Linked DNA regions of Homo sapiens: region 1 is linked to region 2. Evidence: chromatin loops called from intact Hi-C (ENCODE). Cell type or tissue: transverse colon. All regions are shown on one strand. Each heading gives the region's core, and the rest is flanking DNA. Links, peaks and the distances in the headings are about the cores only.

Evidence for each region. Hi-C counts contacts between places; a loop is a spot of excess contacts. Peaks named below come from ENCODE experiments on the same cell type or tissue, not always from the same donor. Only the 100,000 strongest peaks of a DNase experiment are listed, where the experiment ranks them.
Region 1: it touches region 2 in a loop (9-fold over the local background); 12 of 110 quality-filtered maps call a loop at or near these places.

The regions. Positions count from the first base shown.
Region 1 is chr15:45,113,704-45,129,860 of GRCh38, forward strand. It overlaps DUOX2 (dual oxidase 2), which reads right to left and starts at 469. Exons shown (of 34, transcript NM_001363711.2): 1 at 270-469. It overlaps DUOXA2 (dual oxidase maturation factor 2), which reads left to right and starts at 623. Exons shown (of 6, transcript NM_207581.4): 1 at 623-1,049; 2 at 2,096-2,153; 3 at 2,421-2,555; 4 at 2,813-3,026; 5 at 3,388-3,602; 6 at 4,013-4,718. The coding sequence starts at 903. The coding sequence ends at 4,206. DUOXA1 (dual oxidase maturation factor 1) reads right to left here. Exons shown (of 9, transcript NM_001276266.2): 1 at 16,149-16,157; 2 at 15,757-15,912; 3 at 15,315-15,431; 4 at 9,165-9,340; 5 at 8,482-8,539; 6 at 7,384-7,518; 7 at 6,889-7,102; 8 at 6,400-6,617; 9 at 3,663-5,662. The coding sequence starts at 9,311. The coding sequence ends at 5,403. RefSeq lists an enhancer at 4,266-4,465. In transverse colon, for the core only: a CTCF peak has its summit at 4,594 (motif pointing left); a DNase peak (open chromatin) is centred at 4,578; H3K4me3 peaks cover 1,364 bases; H3K27me3 peaks cover 7,723 bases.
Region 2 is chr15:45,175,272-45,183,271 of GRCh38, forward strand. SHF (Src homology 2 domain containing F) reads right to left here. Exons shown (of 7, transcript NM_001394037.1): 2 at 2,894-3,035; 3 at 1-154. LOC124903481 (a long non-coding RNA gene) reads left to right here and starts at 3,033. Exons shown (of 2, transcript XR_007064608.1): 1 at 3,033-8,000. RefSeq lists enhancers at 3,877-4,383, 7,830-8,000. In transverse colon, for the core only: a CTCF peak has its summit at 4,050 (motif pointing right); DNase peaks (open chromatin) are centred at 4,080, 4,300 and 6,849.

The sequences.
Region 1 (16,157 bases), core at 456-8,455, 61 kb before region 2:
CTGGGGCATGTCAGTCCAGGGCAGGACTGGTCAAGCCTCCCAGGGTGTGCCCAATGTCTCCAATGTTTCACCTCCACCCGCCCCCGATCCGTCAGGCTCCGCTTCTCCTCCAGGAGGCAGGGAAGGGAAAAAGGTTACTGACCTGGGAGTGAGGGACTGCAGCACCCTTCCACAATGAATCCCCCCTTCCCCAATAAACTCCCCTTCTGCAATGAACGCCTGTGCATGATGGGCGAGGGCTAGGGTCAGATCCCAAACTCTGGTCTAACCTGTGGTTTAGGGTGGTGTTGGGTTCAGATGTCTTCTTTCCTCTTAAAATCTTTGCTTCTGTGCTCTACTTCTTGCCTTCACCCTCACTCTTCCAGCTCCGCCGATCCTCAGCCTCCCCGGCTGCACTCTCACCTTTCTCTCTGGGTCCTTGGTCTCGCCACTGTGCAGGTGTCGGCTCAGGACAGACCTGCGCCAGTGTGAGCATCTGGACCTAGGGCTCACCCTCCTGCCGTGGAGGTGGGGCCCTTATTTGCACAACCTCTTCCAGCTCAGACCAGCCCCTGGGCTGGGACACCCGTGTGGCACGTCGCCCACGCTGCTATAAAAGGGGTCCCGCGCGACTTCCAAACTCAGCGCCAACCCGCAGAACCAGGAAAGTAACGGCTACAGACAGTGAGAAATAGTTTCGCTCGCCGGCTAGAAAAACTCTGTCGGTACCAACCCCAGAGCGTTGAGAGCAGCCCACCTCCACGCTTCCTTAACGGAGAGGTGCAGGACTCAGACTTCACCAGCCCACTCGGTCCCAGCCTTGTACGCAAAGAGACGCCAAGGACGCGCTCTCCCGCGTCCAGGCAGCCCCAGCTTGCTGGCTTGCCTGCCCGCCTGCGTGCAGCACTCGGCCGGCGTGCAGCATGACCCTGTGGAACGGCGTACTGCCTTTTTACCCCCAGCCCCGGCATGCCGCAGGCTTCAGCGTTCCACTGCTCATCGTTATTCTAGTGTTTTTGGCTCTAGCAGCAAGCTTCCTGCTCATCTTGCCGGGGATCCGTGGCCACTCGGTAAGGGTGTCCTCATAGTGCAGGTAGAGTGGGGGAAGGCTCATGGGCAGATTGTCTCCTGAGGGACCCAGGACAGGTAAGACTGTACAAGAGCCTCCATGAATAGTCGAATTGAGGCTCAGGTGGAGTGAAGTCAGGAGTCTGGTGCAGCAAGCACCCCTTTCCAAGGATAGGGAGAGCTCCCCATCCAGGATATCCTGGAGAAGGACCCCAGCTGGGTCCTTGGGAAGGCTGCTGCAGAGAATGGGCACCCAGTCCAGTAATCCTGAGGAACAGTCTAGGCTTCTTGTGCTGGAGGGCCTCCCACCTCTCCCAGGACTAAAGCTGCACTCTCATCCCATCCGGTGGGTGATGACCTTCAGGCCAAAAGGACAGATGCCAGCAGCTCAGACTGCAGTGTTCCCCTTTGCACTGGGTTGAGACACATGTGTATGGGTGCCTCATCCTCAGGACTGAGACTCCCACATTGGATTAGAAGTTGGAGCCAACTGGGTGCATTGTCTTAGACTTTCCCCCTCTCCCAGAACCTAGGTTGTGCATTTTTCAGTTCTGGGAGGACCCAGCTTTTCTGCATCTTAATCTGTGTTGCTTTCCCTGGAACTGGTGCACCTAGGAGTATCTGCATTCCCACCTCCTCCCCTCGGAGATCAGGCTGGGGCCTCCCTCTTCTGAGGGAGGTGACCCCTGCGTGCCTAGCACTTCTGGACTCACTGAGCCTCACCAAGCAGTGACTGGACCAGGAGGCAGAACCAGGACCAGGCGCCAGACAGCTAGGGGAGTGAAGGTGGTGGAAGAGTGCCAGGAAGTGGGGGTGGAGGGGAGGTGCTGTTAGGGTAGATGGGAAATGGGGCTAGGGAGGTGAAAGTGCGTGGTCACAAAATATCAGAAATGCCAGTAGCCCAGAGGGACTTGCAGGAAAAGCGTGCCTAACATTAGTCTCAAAAGTCTGGATATAACTAAAGATCCAGGTGAAGTGGGGTCAAGGGTGGTCTTGGGGACTCTGGTTTGGCAGGGCTCAGGCCTGACCCGGGTGCCTATTCCTGCAGCGCTGGTTTTGGTTGGTGAGAGTTCTTCTCAGTCTGTTCATAGGCGCAGAAATTGTGGGTGAGTGTGTGGTGCAGCCCATGGGGAGAGGACGGGGTGAGGAAGGAGGTGGGCAGAGGGCACCTGGGACAATAGGGAACTGGGGTTGGTTTTCTGCTCCCTCTTCCCACTCTCCAGCTCCTTCTAGGGCCCACTTTTTGGCCCTTACCATGCAACCACATTGGACCTCTAAGTCCCCATCTCTCTGCAGTGTCCCACCTCCCATACCACTCTCTAATTCCATTTTCCCACCCTCATCCCACCCCCACCGTGTGCCTTTCCCTACAGCTGTGCACTTCAGTGCAGAATGGTTCGTGGGTACAGTGAACACCAACACATCCTACAAAGCCTTCAGCGCAGCGCGCGTTACAGCCCGTGTCCGTCTGCTCGTGGGCCTGGAGGGCATTAATATTACACTCACAGGTGAGGGGGCTGGGGCTAAATGAACTCCTGGAGCTGGGAGATCCCCGGTTAGGTGAGTGTGTCAGGGATAGCTGGAGGGCCTCTCACATCCCACAAGCTCAAATAGCTTGTGGTCCTCGTGGATTTGCGTTTTCTCCAACCACCACCGAACCCATTTCTCCCGCCGAGAGCGCCACACCCCCACTTTCCTGTCTGAATCCGCTTAGTTGCGAGGTCTCCGACCGCGGGCAGCCCCATGAGCCCGCCTCACCCCACAGGGACCCCAGTGCATCAGCTGAACGAGACCATTGACTACAACGAGCAGTTCACCTGGCGTCTGAAAGAGAATTACGCCGCGGAGTACGCGAACGCACTGGAGAAGGGGCTGCCGGACCCAGTGCTCTACCTGGCGGAGAAGTTCACACCGAGTAGCCCTTGCGGCCTGTACCACCAGTACCACCTGGCGGGACACTACGCCTCGGCCACGCTATGGTAAGTGCTGGAGGGAAGGCTGTGTGCACGTGTGTGTGTGCCAGGAGCTGGGCCGTATGAGCGGGAGGATGCAGGCCTCGGAGGCGCTGAGCAGCTGCAGCCAGACCCGACGCGCTCGGGGTGGGCATGACAGCCTCGCGGGTTAGAAGATCCACGAGATCTGCACAGACGGAATCCGGAGAGACTCCAGCCACCGCCTGGACCTCAGGAGCCCGCTTCTCCCCCGGGGAATTCCCCTGCACCGCTGCCATCCCAGTCCCTGGCTTTGACGCTGGGGTAGGGATAAAGAAGAGCGCAGCTGTGGGAACCCCGGTGGGCTGGGAGAAGCCCGCTCACAGCGGGTCCCCCCACTCCCCGGCAGGGTGGCGTTCTGCTTCTGGCTCCTCTCCAACGTGCTGCTCTCCACGCCGGCCCCGCTCTACGGAGGCCTGGCACTGCTGACCACCGGAGCCTTCGCGCTCTTCGGGGTCTTCGCCTTGGCCTCCATCTCTAGCGTGCCGCTCTGCCCGCTCCGCCTAGGCTCCTCCGCGCTCACCACTCAGTACGGCGCCGCCTTCTGGGTCACGCTGGCAACCGGTGAGGACCGAGAGAATGGGCCCCGGGGGCTAAGGGTGGAGACAGGATTCACACCGGGTGTGCACTTTCCAGTTTACAGAATGAATTCACATCTATTACCCTATTTGCCCCTCTCAATAGTTCGCAGAAACAGGCACTGTTATGACCATTTTACAGATGAAAAGTGGGGGGCTCAGAAGGGTTTGGTGTCTTGCCGTGTTTCATGTAATTCAGATTAGAGGTGTGTGGCGGGAGGTAACACAAGGGGTAGGCTCCAAAAGATGGAAGAAGGCCCGGGCATCACGCCTGTAATCCCAGCACTTTGGGAGGTCGAGGCAGGAAGGTCGTTTGAGGCCAGAGTTCGAGACCAGCCTGGGCAACATAGCCCTGACTCCACATGCCCTCCTTTCTTTCGATCCCCACCGCCACAGGCGTCCTGTGCCTCTTCCTCGGAGGGGCCGTGGTGAGTCTCCAGTATGTTCGGCCCAGCGCTCTTCGCACCCTTCTGGACCAAAGCGCCAAGGACTGCAGCCAGGAGAGAGGGGGCTCACCTCTTATCCTCGGCGACCCACTGCACAAGCAGGCCGCTCTCCCAGACTTAAAATGTATCACCACTAACCTGTGAGGGGGACCCAATCTGGACTCCTTCCCCGCCTTGGGACATCGCAGGCCGGGAAGCAGTGCCCGCCAGGCCTGGGCCAGGAGAGCTCCAGGAAGGGCACTGAGCGCTGCTGGCGCGAGGCCTCGGACATCCGCAGGCACCAGGGAAAGTCTCCTGGGGCGATCTGTAAATAAACCTTTTTTTCTTTTGTTTTTTAAAAACTGTTTTTCCCATTAATTTTCATGGCTTCTCCGCGCCGGGGTCGCACGTCCTCATGAGCTTCGCTGGGCTGGAGACAGCCTAGTACACTCTCCGCAGTGCTGTGAAACCTGATTCTCTGCGTCGACTCCAGAGTAATAGGGGCGCCCTCTAGTGAGGCCGGAGGGACCCTACCAGAGCTAGCATCTTTCTGAACCACCCCAGGGGGACGTTAGGTGGCAGTGATGAGGCAGGTCACCCACTCCCCCGTCCTGGATGCCACTCAGCTAGCCCAGCTGAGTGGGGTGGGAAGGAATAGCGTTTTGGAGTTGATTCCCTAACTTCCCACCTGGCTTCTTGTGAGGTGGTGTTTGAGGGCCAAGGTAGGTGTCAGCAAGGCATAGAAAGATAAATCCCAAGATTCTTGGCAAGTCTTGCAATCTTATGTAGCAAATTTGGGAACTGAAGCTCAAAGAGAATGTGGCATAGTTGGTTAATGTTAGACCTAGGATGAGAAGTTTGGTTTCCCCTCCTTTCCAGTGCTGTCTTTCATTGTACCAAAAGGCCACACAAGCTGGAGAAGTAAAGGAAGAACAAAAGGAACCCAGGAAAAAGGAAAACAAGAGGTGCCGAGGGATGAGAGGAAACCATAGGAGAATCATATGTAACCCCCACCCTGCTGGTGTTATGGGGGTGAAGTTAGGTTTCAGTGAATAGCATCTTGAAGAGGCAAGGCAGCACGGAAAGGCTGGGTTGCTGTGCAGATAAGCTAGCCCCTGCTTGGCCTTATCATGGCAACAGGCTTTATGGACAGGCCCAGCATCTCTTCAGTCCCTTAGGGCTTTTTGTTTTGTTTTGTTTTTTAACATCAGTATATAGAGCCTCCTTTTTCTACTCCGTCTGTAGATTGGTGCTGGGTGTCTGGTAACAGCCACCCTGAGGGCAGTTCTGCTGGTTTTATGGGGCGCCAATGAGGTTTGGAGCCAGACTGGAAGTCCAGGTGGCCTCCACGGGGAGGAATGTTATAAAGCACAATCAGGATCTTTGGGGTGTGCCTCCTTACAGTATGCCTTGGTGGAGGAAGCCTCTGACAGGGGAATGTCCTGGGACTTGGGACTGTCAGCCATGGACCGGTAGCGGGGGCTCAGGAGTCCACCTTCCTCAGGACTCCACTCCAGCATGGGGTCTTCATCCACACTCTGGTTGAAGAAAGCCTTCAGCCTGTGAGGCTGCATCCTGTGGGCCACCGCCATAGCCAGGCCCAGCAGCACACACAGCAGTCCTGGAGATGAGGGCAACAATTGTCCCACCTTAGTGCTAGTAACACCTGCCGAGGATATCTTCCCCTGGGAGTGTCAGAACAACTCTAAGGGAAGCCTAGAGCCCCTGCTTCAGGGCAACTTGGGCTCAGAGAGGTGACTGGCTGAGGGGCATGTGGCTGGTGTGGCTCTGTTGTCCTAAGTTTCCAGACTCCAAGCCCAGTGCTCCTTCTGTTATATCCCGGGAGAGAGAGAGAGAGAAAGGGGGAGAGGGAGAACTCTGAAAATAGGGAGAGAAAAGAAAAAAACCCTGGGGAAGGGCAGGGCACAGAGGAGGCATGAGGAGGCACATGAGGGAGTAGACAGCGGGACAGGAGAGGAGAATAAGACTGCAGGACAATTTAGGGATGTGTAAGGCAGGACAGGGAAGGGTTTAAGAATGGGGACCCAGAGAAGGGTATTTGGAGGAAGCAAGAGGGGACAGGGGGTTGGAAGATTTTAGAAGCAGCTGGGTGAAGAGAGTTAGGGGATGACAGAGACAGAGAAGATACAAGGGAGTGGGCATCTCTGAGGAGGGGGGGGAAGTGGCACTGGGGAGAGAAAATCAGGAGATAAGAGATACAAGAGGGTGGGACTTTAAAGAGGGCAAAGCCATCCTGGCCTCCAGGAACAGACCCTCAACTCTACCGACATGATGCCCCCAGGCCCTCCCTCCCTGGCCTTGAGACTTCTAGTGCTTGTCTTTAGGGCTGGGTCTTACCTGTGGTCAATGTGATCCAGAAGGCAGGCCCATGGTGAGTATGCAGCACAGAAGCGCCCAGGTGCAGGGGACAGGGTGAGGTGAGTGATGTGGCCATGGAGAAGAAGAGCAGAGCCAACAGCTGGAAGATGCCCGTGGCCAATAGCATGTAGCCACCATATACCAGCACAGGCATGGAGAGCATCACATTGGCCAGCAGCCAGCAGAGGAATGCCACCCTGGAGAGCCAGGACCCAGTGAGGACTGGCCCAGGTACTTCTACCTGCTGGTGAATTTGGATGGGCCCAGGCGGAGGTTCAGGGACCCAAGAGTGACCCAAAGATATGAGGTAGGGATTCCTTCCCATGGACTTCCCAAGCCAGCACCATGGGGACTGGTGCCAGGCCACCCCACCTGAGATACCCACATGAGTGGAGGAGAGATGGGTAGAAACCCTGTTCCTGAATCTAGGCTACCAGGGCCTCCACCCCGTCTCCTTCCCATCCTCACCATAGCATGGCTGAGGTGTAGTGTCCCGCCAGGCGGTACTGGCGGTATAGGCCACATGGGCTTCTTGGAGTGAACTTCTCAGCTAGGTACAACACAGGGTCTGGCAGCCCCTTCTCCAGAGCCTTTGCATACTCCTCAGCATAGTTCTCACCCAGGCGCCAGGTGAACTCCTCGTTGTAATTGATGGTCTCATTCAGCTGCTGCACGGGGGTCCCTAGGGCACAAGGCAGCTCTGCTCAGCAGGAACCCAAGGGCCAGAGTGGGGCCTAGGTAGGGACTCACCCACACTGGGCAGAGGGACAGGAAGTGGTCTCAACTGAGAGAAGGTAGCTTCCAAGGCCCTGAATTTCCCTTCCTACCATGCCTCTGACCTCCCACCTCACACATCCTCCCAGCCCCTGTGCCAGGCATCCTATAGCTCTTTGACCACACCAAACATAGATCCCAAAGATGGCAGAGCCTTCCCCCCCACCACAGGTAAGAGCCCTCCCTCACCTGTGAGTGTGATGTTGACTCCACCCAGCCCGACCTGCAGCCCAATATCAGCGCTGATCCACTCAGAACTGAAGGCCTTGTATGATGTGTTGGTGCTGACCTGGCCCACAGACCACTCAGAACTGAAATTCACAGCTGTGGTTGGGGAGTTGGACATATGGGAACTCAGAGATGACTGGGCATTACTAGGTTAGAGTCAGAAGGAGAAATACAAGGGGTCCATGTCTGTTTTGGTCATAACTGGATACCCGTTAACTAGCCAGGGTCTGGCTCATGGTAAGTCTGCCAACCACATGTGTGGGATTTCCCTTGGCCATATTCTGTTTACCTCTTCCCTCCCTTTCTCCCTGCTTTAGGGAGAGTCACTCAGGGAGCTGGGAAGGAAACATGAACCAAAACCATGCCAGGCAAGGCAAACGCAGATAGCTTCAACAAAAACTTTCTTTGAGACGGAGTCTTGCTCTGTCTCCCAGGCTGGAGTGCAGTGGCACCATCTTGGTTCACTGCAACCTCCGCCTCCCGGGTTCAAGCAATTCTCCTGCCTCGGCCTCCCGAGTAGCTGGGATTACAGGTGTCTGCCATCATGCCCAGCTAATTTTTTGTATTTTTAGTAGAGATGGGGTTTCCCCCATGTTGGTCAGGCTGATCTCGAACTCCTGATCTCAGGTGATCTACCCACCTCAGCCTCCCAAAGTGCTGGGATTCCAGGCATGAGCCACTGTGCCCGGCCTCACGGAGACTTTCATCTCTCCTATTTGCCTCATCACCAAACTAAAGCAAACAGCTGTTTCCCATTTCCTCCCTTCCTTTCTGGGGCCCTCTCCCCACAGACATTCATTTTGACCTCCTTTCCCCCGAATAAAAGTGTTAGGAAGGTTGAGGAGATGCATCCAGCTTGTTTTCCAGGGTGACACCTCTCCAGGCAAGGGTAAGAGTGGGGAGATAAGGCCATGGTGAGAGAAGCATATGGGCAGGGTCTGGAAGCCACCCTGAAGCAAGGGCCCACCGCTGTGGGGAAACAAGGAGAGGAGATGCAGGCTGCTGAGGGAGTTGAAGGGATGGAGGCAGCAGCCCAAGTCAGCTGCACTTCGCACTCACCCAGGATTGCAGCCCCGATGAATAAGCTGGTCACCACCCGAAGCAGCCAGAACAGCCTCTGAGTCACAAGGTAGGTGGGTTAAGTAAAGAGTGCCTTCCTTCCACATCTACCCTTCCTGTTTCCAGACTTGGGGGAGGGGCGGGAATTCTAAAGCTGAGATCACTTGGTCAATTGAAATCAGAGTGTCTGGCACATAATAAGTGCTTATGTATTTATGTATGCATTTATTTATTTATTAGAGACAGGATCTCACTCTCTTGCCCAGGCTGGAGGGCAGTGATGCGATCTTATATCACTGCAGCCACTCAAGTGATCCTCCCACCTCAGCCTCCCAAGTAGCTGCAACTACAGATGCACACCATGATGCCCAGCTATTTTTTTTTTTTAAGAGATGAGGTCTATACTATAAACCCAGGCTGGCCTCGAACTCCTGGGCTCAAGCAATCCTCCCACTTCAGCCTCCCAAAGTTCTGGGATTGCAGGCATGAGCCACCATGCCCCACCAGCGCTCAATAGTGAACTGCTGAATCAATGAATGGGGAGCTTTCTGCCTGGGGTCGTGGCTATCTTTTCTCCGCACTGGGGTCTCCTTCCTTAGCCTGGTTGTAGTCAGAGACTCTGAACCCCTCAGCCTGAGGCTGAGGTCTCTCTGGGCTGGGGTCTCCAGGACTGGGTTTCTCACCGTCTTTCCCCGAATGCCAGGCAGGATGACGATGAACGTGGCCAGTGCAGTCAGAAAGATCATGATGATGCTGGCCAAAGTGGTGTCCATCGGGAAGGTTGGCTTGGGGCCAGCATAGAAGGGGAATGTGTGTCCCAAAGTAGCCATCTTGGTGAGGTGGTGCAGGGGGGGCAATGCTGTACAACAACAATAGACATTTATTGCATGCCCTCAATGTACCTGGCACTGTTTTTAGTGCTGGAGATACAGCACAGAATGAGCCAGACTAGGTTCCTCTTCTCTGGAGCTCACATTTTGTGCATCATCAGACTCTGCTATTACCACCGTTCCACTGCCCCTCAGCCATCCATCTCCCCATCTTTTAGGTGACAGAATGAGGGTCTTTGCCATCAGTCTCTGTTGCCCCATTCTCCTCTCTTAACCTCCAGGTTCCATAAGTCAGTGCTACCACCACCCTGGGGGCTTCTCTGTTTCTTCTGGGACTGTCTCAAGAAATAAAATTCTCTTCTCTCTCCTTCAGGCCCCTAGCACAGATAGATCACAGAACATAAAAGGAGCTATATTATCAGGTGAAGGCATAAGGTGAAAGATGGTACAGATTACAAAAAGATTGGCTTTCTTCCTCAGTCCCCAAAGGAACAAAGGCCAGGCAGCTCTCTGCTAAGTATATAATCCAGCCACATCATCAGAGGACTGAATTCCAGACCTAGCACTGCCCACACAGGTCTGTCCAGCTTTCTCAAGCACCCTGGCTCTTGTTCTGGTAACTGCAGAACAGTTGAGCTTCACTGAGTTCACCTAAATAAGCACTGAAGGGGCACCTGCCCTCTATCAGGCAGTGCTGGGGCCAGATGTCCTTCTATTCCACACATTACCAACAATGGCCCTTCTCTTTGATTCAAATTCCCAGGCCAAGTTTCAGCTCAAACGCTAGCTGTGGTCTTCTCTGCCCATCCCCTGATCTGAGAACTTGTTTGACTCTTATTTGTTCTTTTGCAGACAGGATATTGGGAAAATGGTACCTGAACTTAATGTGTTTAGTTAAATCTCAGACAGAATGGATTGCATGACACACTACTATTTTAGCACAAATAAAGGGGAAAAAAAGTCTTGCCAATTAAACCATGGCCACCATTGCTGGTGAGATGTACCTAATTTCAGAGATGTCAGAATGTGAAAAAAAAAAAATGCATCTTAGAGTCAATGATCCCAGTTTTCCTCATTTCATGCAGTGTGATCTGTACTGGGGTTTCAGTTTGCCCAGAAGGCTCCATAATTTAGTCTGACCACACATTGTCTTATTAAGCGTTATAATGAAAGAATAAGCTTGGGAGTCAAGTAGCCCCAGAGGGTTTGAATTCTGCCTCTGCCTCTTGCAAGTTACTTGACCTTTACAGACATCCAGTTTTATTAAAAATTTGAGATAGTAATGTCTATCTTGTAAGCATCATTGTGAGCATGAAATGAGATTGTGTATATAAAGTGCTGAGAATAGTACTGGAAACAAATAAGCTATCAAGTTGGGAAAGAGGGGGCATTTTGTTACTCCATTTATCTCTTTCTTCAATCTCTTTTTTTATTTTAAGTAAATAAAAAATGGAGTACATTTAAATTTTTTATTAAGTTCTTATGTTCCATTATTTTGTTTGTTTGTTTGTTTGAGACAGAGTCTTGCTCTGTCACCCAGGCTGGAGTGCAGTGGCACCATCTTGGTTCACTGCAACCTCCGCCTCCCAGAATCAAGCAATTCTCATGCCTCAGCCACCTGAGTAGCTGGGATTACAAGTGCGGGTCATCACACCCAGCTAATTTTTAAGTTTTTTTTAGCAGAGACGGGATTTCACCATGTTGGCCAGGCTGGTCTTGAGCTCCTGATCTCAAGCAATCCACCATCCTTGGCCTCCCAAAGTGCTGGGATTACAGGCATAAACCACCGTGCCCGGCCTCTCCAATCTTTTTTGAAGAGAACCCTGAGCTGGAATCCATTCTGGGACTAGTTTCTGTTCTTTACTAATATTGTCATATTGGACAGGTAAGCGACAACCTCTTGAGTCCTTGGTTTCTTCATCTGTAAATGGATTTCATAATCCCCAGGTCCCTTTTAGTTCTAATGCTGGGATCCTCCTAATATGCCCTAGCTCCCAGCCTTCCTCTCTCCTTCTAAGCTGGCCACCTTCTTGTGTTGTCTGTGAGAGTAGCATGGTGTCAGGCAAAGAGACAGAAAGACAGACAGTTTTAACTTCTAATCCTGTATTTTGGGCAAGTCACTTAATCCCTGAGTGTCAGTTTTAACATGAACTTTTTTGCTTTTTCTTAACTACTCAACTCTCCCATCCCTGAGGAATAGGCGTCTCTCTTCTCTCCTATTCTGCGAATCCATCCTCCTGGGCTCTAGCCATTCATGCCTGCCTTCTCCACCACCTTTATCATCAGTTGTCCCCCTTCCCATCATAGCGTCCCAGCTTCTTTTTCTCTGCTGGCTCCTTCTCTCAAGGGTATACTGAAATTTTTCCCACCTTAAGAACACACAAAAAAAGAACCTTCTCCCTTGATCTTCTTGGTCCCCTCCAGCTACCATCCTATTTTACTCTATTCCTGTCACAGCCAGGCTTTTGAAAAAACAGTGTATATTGGCATTTCCATTGCCTTATCTCTTCAACCTACCACAATCTGACTTTTCCTCATCCCTGCCTTCTCCATTAGGTCACTAAGTGTTAAATCCAAAGGGCAGTTTTCACTTTTCATGCTTCTTGACCTCTCTGTGGTATTTAACACTGCAGACCATGCCCCCTTTCCTCAAACTTTACCTCCTTACACTTCCATCACACCATGTTCTCCAGGGGCTCCTGCTTTTGGCCATCTCTTTGTGGCTCCTCTACTAGTTCTTTTTCCTCCCTGTTAAATGTTGATGCTCCCCAGGAATCTGTGGTGGCTCTCTTCTTTTAGCAGTATTCCAGATTCCCTGGGCAATCTCATCCATTCCCATGGCTGATGGTTCTCAAATGTCTTCAGGTAGTCCTCCTACCTGAGCTCCAAACTCAAAAGGGCCAACCACCCTGTGGACATTTTCACTTGGATGTTCCCTTGATGCCTGAAATTTTAACAACCCCTCAAATGGAATTCATTGTCTCTGCCCTGCTTTTTATTCTATTGTCTTTGTATGTTTGGCAACATCACCACTGGTCAATCAAATAAGCCAGACACCTGGACCATCTTACCTCCTAAATATTTCTTGAAACTATCCATGCATTTCCTTCTGTACTGCCTCTGCCCTAACCCAAGCTCATCCTCTCTTACCTGGTTCCAAAATAATTTTTTTTCTAGTAAGCCAATATAATCATTTCACTTCTCTGCTCTGGCTAAAATCTCATCTTCTTACTTTCCCACATAAAGTGCTTTATAACCCGGTTCCACCTATACTGTCTCCATCTTTTGCCCAGCCTAGTCTATAGCCATACTGAATGACTGACCTCTCCCTGAATCTGACACGCTCTTTCAAGCCTTCAATACCTTTGGATATGCTATTTCCTCTGCCTGGAATGCACTCACTCTCTTGGCAAATGCCTTTTCACCCTTCAAGTCTCAGTTTGTGTTCCCTCCTCTGTGAAGTTTCCTCTGATGCCACTGGGCCAATGTAGAGGTTCCCACTTTGAACATTCTGATTGCATTTTGAACATACCTTCATGATAACAATGATTACATTGTACTCTAATTGTCTGAACATCTGTCTCCCAATTAGACTGTAATCTCCTTGAGGGCAGAGATTTCATCTTTCCATCTTTGCATCCCCTGGATGTAGAGTATACTAATCAGGCTCTGGATCAAATGAATAAATATGAATGAGTTCCTCTCCCCACAGGTGGCTTCTGATTTTGCACACAAGGGGGAGCTATGCTCCCTTATTGCCCTGTGCTAATAATTCAATATTAACTGAGTGTCACCAATACAGAGCTAAGGACTGGGCACAAAGGGATTTGACTAACCCTGTCAACTTTTAGTAATTTCTCAAAATTTTCAGAAAGCCTCTTCCAATAGTTAGAGTCTCCAAGACTAACAAAGACCCAAACATGAATTTTCATGTTTAATTGAATCAGAAACATACATCTCAATCTTAGCTGAAATGAGTAACTAAGAATTCGTGTATTAAATTATTTTATAAAATATGTGATAGTGGTATTTATTTTAAAGCAGATGTTTACTGACGTAAGAATTCTTTATTTATGACATGTAGACTGAAGCTATTATATTTTTAAATAAAAGTTCATAGGAGGAAGGTCTATAAAATGTAAAATATCTTGGCTAATAAGATAGAAGATAAAGCGAGGCTAACAGCAAGAACACATGTGATACGCTGGAGTTCAAAAAGGAGTATTTTTAATATATGTGAATAAGAGATAATATAATGTATTTTGGTCAGGGTTAAATATTATTCCTGCATTTATTTTAAAGGGAGGTTATAAAAAAATTTACAAGAATGTTTCATTTCTATTAACATGTGCTTAAAAGAAACACTAACAAAAGGCTTTTCGTATTTTAAGTATAGAACAATGTTAACTTATTTCCAGTTCTCCAAAATGTCATATTTATTAAAGATGACAGAAGCAAAAAAACAGTTGGTAAATGAAATTTGCCTTTCTTAATTTCTTCTTGTTCCATTTCATAACTTAGGTCTTCCTTTATTTGCATTGCCTAATTTAAAGTTAATTTTTCATGACCCTGACCCTAATTTTGTTTTCATTATTAAGCTAACAGGGCTCATGCATGAAGAGGTGGGACAGAAATGAGAAGACCCCACACCCCACAGTCCTGCTTTTCCTACAACGCTTGTGTTTCCCTGGGGAACATCTTTCTTTCTGGCTCGTCAAGTAACATCTGACAGTAAAATTAGTTTTAATGTGAGAAAATCTCATATCAATATTAACTTGACCCACTCCTCCCCTACCTCATCACCATGACTAGGATGTATGCACAGTGTACATTGATATAAATAAGCAGACACAAGATACAGTCAAATATGCACCTACAAATTTAGATAAACAGAGACACAGACGCAAGAACCACCCAGACTGTCATTCTCAGTAATATAGACTTCATCCCAGGCCCCTGTGACAAAATTGGGATGCTTTCTCATGGGGTGGGGGGAGTTTCCCACACTTTAGGGTCCTCCTTTCTCACCTGGCCTAGGGAGGAGGAGGCAGCATCCTCCCTTTCCAGGCTCCCTTATGTACTGAAGACTTTCCTTATGCTCAATCTTATTATAGACACAATTACCCAATCCTTACCTACCACAGGTTGAAGTGGAGTTCCTATGTGTGTATGAGAGGTGGGTAAAACATAAAGTTACAATCTTTAAGAAAATTCAGCCTAGAACAACCTCCAGCCTTCTTCATTCAAAGTTATGTGCTAACGTCTTGTGGCCTCTCTTGTAGCCTGACAGGACTTTTTTCCTGAAGTCTTCCCCCTTGCCCACCTCCCCCATCTGCTGGAAACTATAGAGTAAGGGCCACTAATTCTCCACAAGTGGGGAGTGGGTGACATGGCTGGAGTTGCCAAGACCTCTGATTGGTAATGCACAGCTACTGCAATGTGATGCTTTTTTCTCTGATTGGGGTAGACCCCATTAAACGTTTACAGCTGTGGCTAGCTAAGGGGACCCTGTCAGGAACTCCTGTGCTAGACTTTCCTCTTCAAGGAAGGGGTCTGTGTGTACGTGTGTATCTGTGTATGAATGTATATGTGTGTTGTTGCACAAAAATAGGAGTTAAGTGGAGAAATTGAACAAGATCTGAAAAGTGGATTGGAGGCAGGATTCCCCAGTAAGGGCTGATGTGGATAAGGAATTCAAGGGTGCAGAATCATGCAAGCCAAAGTATCCAGACTCGAGTTAAACTGGGATGGCGATTCGATGTCTATAAACCTTGTGGCATTTATGGCCTTAAGAGGTTTTCCTTGCCTCCCCAGTTTCTTACCAAACTCTCTCTTTGAAGAACTCCCACTTGATCCGAACTTGGTCTGGATGAAAGCAGGAAGTGCAGCCCTAGGTGCCAGGGCGGGAGCAAGCACTTCAAGACCCCCTCCAAAATCACCTGGACCGCACAGATCTAAGCAGCCGCATCCCCCACCACCCACACCCGGACCACTATTCCCTACCTTCCCCTCTTCCAAACAGTGCGTGTGTGGCAGCCTGCGCCTCTCGCCTTCCCCCGTGGAACCTCACACGAAGCGCCCCCGGGGGTGTGATTAAAGAGGGAACCAGGTCCCGACGTTCTGTGAACAAACGCGCGCCCTTACTCTCAGTGGGGCTCCCGTCCGACCCCCACTCCTCTCCTAACTCACGTAAGGACCCGGCTGTGACCGGACAAACCGGGTCTGGGGTGCTTCCAGTCACTCTTCAAGTCACTCCCAAACTTCTCAGACTGCACCCGAGGCTCTGCGGCGCCGCCTCCCTCTCCCGGCCTGGTACAGAGAAGGGCTGGGTGCGCCAGGACAGTAGTACCGGGGTCTGCCAGCTCCGCAGAGGTCCCTCCAATCCCCCCTCCTCCTCTGCGCCCCCCCACCCATGCCCAGCAATCCCAGCAGCTCCAGCGCAAACCTAGCGACGCAGTTCCGGGTCTGGCGGGGCGCGGGCGCGGCTCGCAGGGCGGTGGGACCCCCAAGACCTCACGAGGATCCCCGGAGGGAGACGTGACTCCGGGGTCTTAGAGGGGTTTAGGTCGGATGGGTGACTTGCTTTGACGCCTGGCCTGGTCTGTGGGTGGCAGGTGATCGATGGCCTTGGACTTGGAGCCCAGACCCGACGGTGTCGAGAGGATCTGAGGAGAGTCTCCCCTCCCCATACCCTCTCCGCCTCCCACCCTCTCCCCAGCCCCATGGGACTTGTGAAGGCGGACTTGCTTTTTTCGCCGTCCACACAACCGCACTAGCCGGGCCTTCGGCACCGACGGAACATCTCTACCTGCGCCCCGGGAGCCCTCGCCGTCTCACCTCGCGCGC
Region 2 (8,000 bases), core at 1-8,000:
TCCTCAGGGGGCCTCTCATCATCCTCTGGCAGGCGGGACTCCCGGGGCCAGGGGGCCCCCTCACCTTCCGCGGTGGCCCCATCCTCCTCTGGCTCATAGGGTGTGTCATACAGAGGCAAGGGCTGAGTTGCTGTCTCCTTGGAGCCCCGGATCTCTGCCGGAGCAGGGCAGGAAGGGAAAGGTGAGGGTTCAGCCTTGGCTTTCTGGCTCCCCTCCTCCAATGCTTCTCAGCAACAAGCCAGGCCTCCTTCAGAGGAGATGCCCTGGCTCTGGGGGGAGCTCAGCAACCACACATCCTGGGTTCCTCACCCTCAAAACACTTCTGGGTCTCTAAAAGCAAGGGAGCCAATGAAGGCAAGGGCAGGTGGGCACTAGAGTAAAAGACAGGAAAAGGATCCTGCAACAGCCAGCGAGGGCTGGGTAGCTAAAATTTATGAGTTTAGGAAACTGAGGCACAACCCTCCCGTTGTCCACTTCCTCCCTGATGCCAAGCTCCATTTGTTTCCTTCTGTCCCAAATGATATCATTCCTTTTTTCTTTTTCTTTTCTTTTTTTTTTTTTTTTTGAGACGGAATCTTGCTCTCTCACCCAGGCTGGAGTGCAATGGCACGATCTCGGCTCACTACAACCTCCGCCTCCCCGGTTCAAGCGATTCTCCCACCTCAGCCTCCTGAGTAGCTGGGATTACAGACATCCGCCATCATGCCCGGCTAATTTTTGTATTTTTGTAGAGATGGGGGGTTTCACCATGTTGGCCAGGCTGGTCTCAAACTCCTGACCTCAGGTGATCTGCCTGCCTCGGCCTTCCAAAGTGCTGGGATTACAGGCATTAGCCACCACACCCAGCCCGCAAGTGATATCATTTGACAATCACAGAATTATTCTTTGCTGCCCAGACACTGTGGACCACCCGCTCCTTGAAACTTTCCCTTCGACAAGTTACGTTCATCATCATAAAGACCTTTCACTTTGACATTCCATGGTTTCAAACTCATCACCTTCTCTAAAGCTAATTGGTTCTCTTTTTGGGATCACTGACCCAGCCCTCACCATTATTTTGTCCTTCCTGACTATCTCGAATGCTAATATCTGACCTTCAGTTGTGTGGCCTCCTGTACCACTTCAGGTCACACAAGTCACATCTGCTTCTCCAAAATGACTATTGGAAAGGCAGTGACCATCCTCCCCACGGACCCGGCAAAGACTTTCTTTCTGATCACCCCCATTTGGCCTCTCCCTAGATCCTCTCTTGGCCTCTCTTTCCCAAGACTAGGTCTTATGCATTTTTCCCTATCCTAATTCCTTGAACTGTATGCCCAGCCTCATGGCACTTGCTGCATCTGTATTTCCAGTCATTTGGGTCCATTGCCATAAAGACCTTTCGCTTTGACATACCATTGTTTCAAACTGACCACCTTCTCCAAAGCTAGTAGTTCTTTTATTGGGATCACTGACCCCAGTGAAAATATGATAAAAGCTATGGAGCTACTCCCCCAAAAAATGTGCTCCCATATTTTCACATATAATTTCAGGGCATTCATGGGGGCTTCCTGGGTTCCACACCCTCTGACCTAAATGGGGTAGTCAGCTTCTCACTTTCTCCATTTCTGTCTACTACACTGTTCTCCTTGGACCTGGCCCTCCTTCATTCTTCAAATCCCATCTGTTCTTTGCCAATACCCAGTGACCTTCACCCTCATCTTTCCGTATATAGATTACTGCTAGGGTGAACCTCCATTCTGCAGGCTTGTGTTTCCAAGAGCTCCATGGAATAATAGTCCTGGGATATTCTTGACCACTCTCTGCCTCCCTTACCACCTCTCCCAAGTAGGAAGAGCAGTTTATTGTATTGGTCAGTGAATGCACACTCTCTTTTCCTGAAGAGAAAGAACATTCTGGTTCATGCAGTCAGTGGCCTGCTCCTGTGCTGTCTTTGACCCAGAGCCCCAGGTACCCAAGGGCAGGCTCTGAGCTTGGATGGGGACAAGCTCTGGCTCTTCTTTTGCAGGGTTCCCCCACTAGGCCTACTGAGTTGCCCAAGCCTGATTGGGCAAGTTTAATTCTGTGGTGAAGTATTAAGAAGCCCATTGTGATGACACATAAGCCCATTGCAGTGAACATAAGTAATGTTCTCTAATCAACTTTATCAGTAATAAAGCTGACATTTTCATCCTGTTCCTCTCTTGCTCAAGAATTCATCATGGCTCCACTCCCCATTTTGAAGCAAGTCCAGATACCTCATTCCAGCCTATGAAGCACTGCTCCGCCCCTCTCGGACTCTCTCATCTAGGTTCCCATGCACACCCAGCACTAACATCATTTGCTCCTGAACAAACTTCCTCTCACCCTGCCTCAGGGCCGTGGCTTGGACAGACCCACCCTGTCCTCTCTGATCTCCCCTATTTGATCTCTTTCCCCTGGACTGTCTCTCAGCCTCTGTTCCCAAGACCAGATCTTACTCTTTTCTCTCTAGCCTCACTCTTTGGACTACTTGCCCAGGCTCATGGCACCCACTGTAACTGTATTTCTAGTCATCTTTCTCCAACTGCCATGAAGATGTTTCATTTCAAACTCATCCCCCCTCCCAAGGCTAGTGGTTCTCTTTTTGGGATCACTGATCCTCCCAGCCCTCACCACTCTTTTCCTTCCTATCTTGAATACTTCTATCTGAACTTCAGTTGTGTGGCCTCCTATACCACTTCAGGTCTCACAGGTCACAGCTGCTTCTCCAAAATGACTCTGAAAGGCAATGACCATCCTCCCTAAGGACCTGGAAAAGACTTTCTCCATATTTTCCAGGGACCAAAGAATCAGTCCTTAGACTTGTGAGTCGCAAAGCCTGTTCTGCAGAGCCCAGGCCTCAGGGAGCACCTCCCCTGCCCCTGTCACTCACCGGCCATCATCTTTTGAGCCTCATAGGGCTCCATGTAGCCATCATTTTCAGGGACCTTCTCTGGGGCTCCTGAAGCTCCTGCTGAGCCTTCGCCAGTCTCCTGAACATCAAACGGGTCCGCATAGTCTTCTAGGATAGCTAGCTGTGGGAGGAGAGTGAAGAGAGTGGGCTTCAGGGAGCAGAGAGGCAACTCTGCTTCTCCCAAGGTACTCTGTCCATGGGAGCAAGAGTCCCAAGTAGGCTGCCTTCGACCCAGACCCCCAGGTACTCAAAGGAAGGCTCTGAGCTTGGATGGGGACAAGCTCTGGCTCTTCCTTTGCAGGGCTCCCCTACTAGGCTGCCAACCAAGTGGTACCTCTTTCCTTCTTTCTTTTTTTTTTTTTTTTTTGAGACAGAGTCTCACTCTGTCACCCAGGCTGGAGTGCAGTGGCGTGATCTCGGCTCACTGCAACTTCCATCTACCGGGTTCACACCATTCTCCTGCCTCAGCCTCCCGAGTAGCTGGGACTACAGGCACGCACCACCAAGCCCAGCTAATTTTTGTGTTTTTAGTAGAGATGGGGTTTCACCATGTTGGCTAGGATGGTCTCAATCTCTTGACCTTGTGATCTGCCCGCCTTGGCCTCCCAAAGTGCTGGGATTACAGGCGTGAGCCACCGCGCCCGGCCCCAAGTGGTACATCTTTTCCACTAATTTTGTGCCTCTAGGCCATCTCCTAGGCTAAATGGCCAGGAGGAGGCTACTGGGCCATAGGGCCTGCCTCAAGTCAGGGTCCAAGCAGGACCATAGCTTACACCAGGTGGTTCAACAAAGGGAATTACTTCAGAGAAACAGTTACAAAGGTGTTGGAAGAGTTCAAAGAGCAAGCAAAGAATAGTGAGACAACTCAGAGATTAGCATGGTCCATGCCTACAAGGGCGCTTCCAGATGGTGAACAAATAAACAGCTGCTGAGCATCAAGGAAGGGAAGACTGAGTAGTCACTTTTTCAGTTCTGCTGACGGATCCTCACAACATCCCTGTCATGTGGGTATTACTGTCCCCATTTTAAGAAGTCAGAGGCTCAAGGAAGTTAGGGAACATGTCCAGGACCATTCTACGTAAGTGGAGGAACCAGGTGATTGGAACCCATGCCCTTTGTGCAAAAGGCTGCCAACCTGCCACCAGGGGGCATCTTGGCTGTCCTGGGAGAGAGAATGCTGGAGCCGGCTTTGGGACAGACCTGAAGTTGTGCTGAAGTCCCTGTGGCTCCTGGAGGGCAGGGACAGGAAAGGCTTCACTTTGGCCCTTCACTTCCTACGCTGCCCCTTTCTCCCACACAAGTGGGCTCACGGCCACTCCTCTATGCCTGCTGCCATTCATCGCACAGTGAACTGCAAACCACACACTCCGAAGAGGCACTCAAGGTGCTCAGGGCGGGGCGCAGCTGAGGACAATAGAACCTTTCTCCAAGCTGGGCTTGGGCTTCTCCTGATGGGGCGCTGGCTGAGGCAGAGACTGAGCCCGGTTCACCCAGGGCTGCCAGCACCCCAGGAGCACTGCACCACTGGGTTGACAGGCGATGACAGGAGGTGGCTCCAGGGCCTGCAGCATGGGGAGAGGCCACTCTTGCCTTTCCCTAAATCTCAGTCTAGGCTTTGATTCTGAGCCAGACCAGGGCTGTAGGAGCCAGCTGGGCTGGGAGGCCGTGGGGTGACTGGCCTGCTCTGGGTTAGAGCAACTGGGAATGGTGACCCCTAGCAAGGCAGAGATGAAGAAAGGAACCTCTTCACCTCGGAGACCCCTTCTGCATGTTCCTTCCACCTTGCTATTCCCTCTGAGGTACCTCCCAATGGCTCCTACTGTCTCATCTGGGGTCTTCAGCTCCCACCTTGTTCTATTCATGCCCTCAGCTCCTTTACAACCTCCTTTGCGTCTCTGCCTGCTTGTGGGATAACCACCATCTCAGATCATCCAATTACCACCACTGGACTATTCATATCTGGAGCTCTTTGTTGTTTTTGTCTTTCCAGCTCCAGTAAGCACCTGGCATACAGTAGGCACTAGACAAATGTTTCTCCTTGATCATCGCCTATCTCCCCTTGGAGCCCTTCACCCCTAGTCCTCCTTCTGCCAGGAAGTAGAGAAAATAAATCCACTCACCCCTACCCGCCCAAGCTGCTTCCTCCCAGGCCAACTGGCACCCACAGCCCCACCCCTTGACCAAGGCGGCTCTGTGGTCAGCCCACCTTCGGTGATTCTGTCAGTCGGCAGCCAGCATCACACTCTTGTGGCAGCTGCTTAACAGTGTCTGACTCAACCAACACGTTATCCATAAACCTTGCGATGGCTCTCCAGTGCTTCAGGAAAAAGTCTGCAGTTGAAGAGATTTGAAAGCTTCCACTTTCCTCTTTAGTTTCTCTCTACTCACCTTGGATCACTTTGTTACCAGAAAGCTGCATGTTCTTTCTACTTCAAAGGCTTTCCCTCTGCCTGGATCACTTTCCCCTTCCTCCTCAAGAGCTAACTCTTATAGATTATTTCTTCAGAAAGCCTTTCCATACACCTCCCAGGCCTGTTAGGTGTCTCTGTGCTGGGCTATTATCACACTGCATGGTAAATGTTTGTTTTGTTCCATGTCTTCCTGCAGACTGTGAGCTTCCTGAGGGCAGGAACCATGTTTACTTTCAAATTCCTGACAGTGTTAACTCCATTCACATAAAACAGGAAGAATGGACAAAGGAAGTACTTTTCCTTGTTCATTCAGGAGAGGAAGCACAAATCTGGATTGGGTGGGATCATATGAGGGGACAGTCTTTCCAAGTGAAGCTGTGTCACCAGAAGCTGCTTGGTCAGCAGAGGTGCCTGATCCAACCCCCGATAGTCTCCCCACCCCTAATCCTCCACTCCATAGAGCCCCTTCGGCCTCTCCCTCACCAAGCCTGCAGGCAGCACCCTTCTTACCCAAGTCCTGGGCCCATGCCCAGAGCTGCGACCCCTCCGAGGCTGGCGTGGGCCTCCTCAGCTCTAGCCTGCAGTGCCCATGGGCACCCAGGTGGCAACTCTGTGGGCAGCTCAATGGCTCCTCTGTTCCATTCCTGGCTCCACACCCAGCTCCAGGAAGCCCCGGCCCCACGCCCTGGGCTGGGATGCCCAAAGGAGCCGCCCACAGGGCTGGGAGTTGGGAGCAGCAGCAGAGATGCCAGTTGGGAAGGATGGCAGGACAGGCACCCACCCTGGGCATAGAAGTTCCTGGGCAGAACCCAGGCCTGCTTTCCTGTGGCTTCTAGGTCCCCAGGATAGACTGCTTAGTGGAGGAAGCTGCTCCTATAGGCTTCCGACCCCTTTGACCTACCCTAATTTGTTATTTTGTTTATGGTCCCTTTGCCCCACTCTGATGTGCTCACTACTGTATCCTGCATCAATCTCAGGGCTGGCACACAGTAGGTACTCAATGTATACTAAGGGACGCTCAACAGGCGTCCTCTCCAGACTCCATCCTCTGGAGTGACATCACCTTTCAGATCCCCATTCACCTTGACCTCTAATGGCTGCAGGATCAGGCTCTCAGCAGATCTACATCTGAATAGAAATCAAAGACTCTGGCGCAAAGGCCAAAGGGAGGAATTGTCCGCAAAGGACCTTTGGGGAAGACACCTAAAACCACGGCGGAGGGGTGAAATTAAAGACTTTCAAAACTTAAAAATAAATAAATAAATAAAAAATAAAACCACGGCTGGTATTTAGGCACATTCTCTGATATAGCCAGAATGCTGCTGAAATGCTGAAAGATTTCCAAACTAGTAAAGTAGCTACTACCCAGAGGATCCCATCCCTCTCCTTCCTGCCACCCAGCAGGGTGCCTCCAGGACTCTGCTATATTGTGTCTGTTCCAATTGGGCATTACCCCTCCCAGAGCAGCTGTCATACTTTGAATCTCCTTCCTGCTCAAGCCTCTCCTGTGGTAGCTAGCAGGCCTGCCATCTGGTTCCTCTTCCACTCTGCAATTGGGCCATGCAACACATCCCTGACCCCCACCACGGGGCTCCAGAGGGTGTGGATCCAGGAGGAGCAAGAGGGGCACACGTTACAATGTGTGCCTTGCTCTGGAAGGTCCCCAAAGTCTCCCACTGCCCCTTTCCTCTGTTTCTTTAGTTTACATTGAGTGTCTGGAAACCTCTTTTTATGTGTAGACCTCTGTCTTTTTATCTGTAGAAAAAGGATGGTAATAGTACCCATATCATAGGGTTGGGAAGAGGAAAATGAATTTGTAAAAGTTCTTAGCCCAGAGGCTGGCATGGAGTCAGTGCTGAATAAATGTTAGCTCTGAGGATAATCTTTTCTATTCAGGTATTAAGGCCTCAGAGTTTAGATGCTTGTCCAGGGTATGCAGCTTGTCAGCAGCAGAGACAAGATAGGGACCCTGGCCTCCTGACTTGTAGTATGTTATCATAGATTTTTCAAACATTTGGAAAATGCAGCATCTTCTCTCCTCTATTTGTAGATTTAAAATACACTTTAAATCTAAGGAGTCCTGCAGCAAAGAAATCAGTCTACTTTTGTTTAATTCTGTAATTTCCCAAAAATATTTAACCATGGAAGCCCTTTGTCACTGAAAACCTATTAACCTGTCACAGTTTGGGAAATGGTACATTACTTACCTTCCTCGAGATCAAACTTTTTATACCCATTGTTCCTGCTTATTGGAATGTCCTTCTCCTATTTTATCTGAGAAATCCCTTGACATAAAACAAATGTCTTTCCCTTTTCTAATTACAAGAACAATGCCATGTTCATAAAACAGTTAAACATTACAGACATGCAGTAGATCCTAGCAACCCTCATAAGACCCTTGGGTGTGTCTGGTGTCACCTTGGGATTGGGTAGCAAGTGGTGGTCCCCAGCATTCAGGAAGTAGTAAACTCAGTACAGAACACACCCCTCATTCCTTCCCTAAGAGTCTGCTTCCTCTTGTTCATTAGCAAATGCTTAGTGAATACCTCTTCTCTGCCAGGCACCTGCTGGTAGGTGCTGAGGGTCCAGGCATTGGGCTCACTCTACCACCTGCTGGCTGAGAAACCGTGCAAGTGTGACTCAGCATTCCTGTGCTCTGGTTTCCCCATTTATAA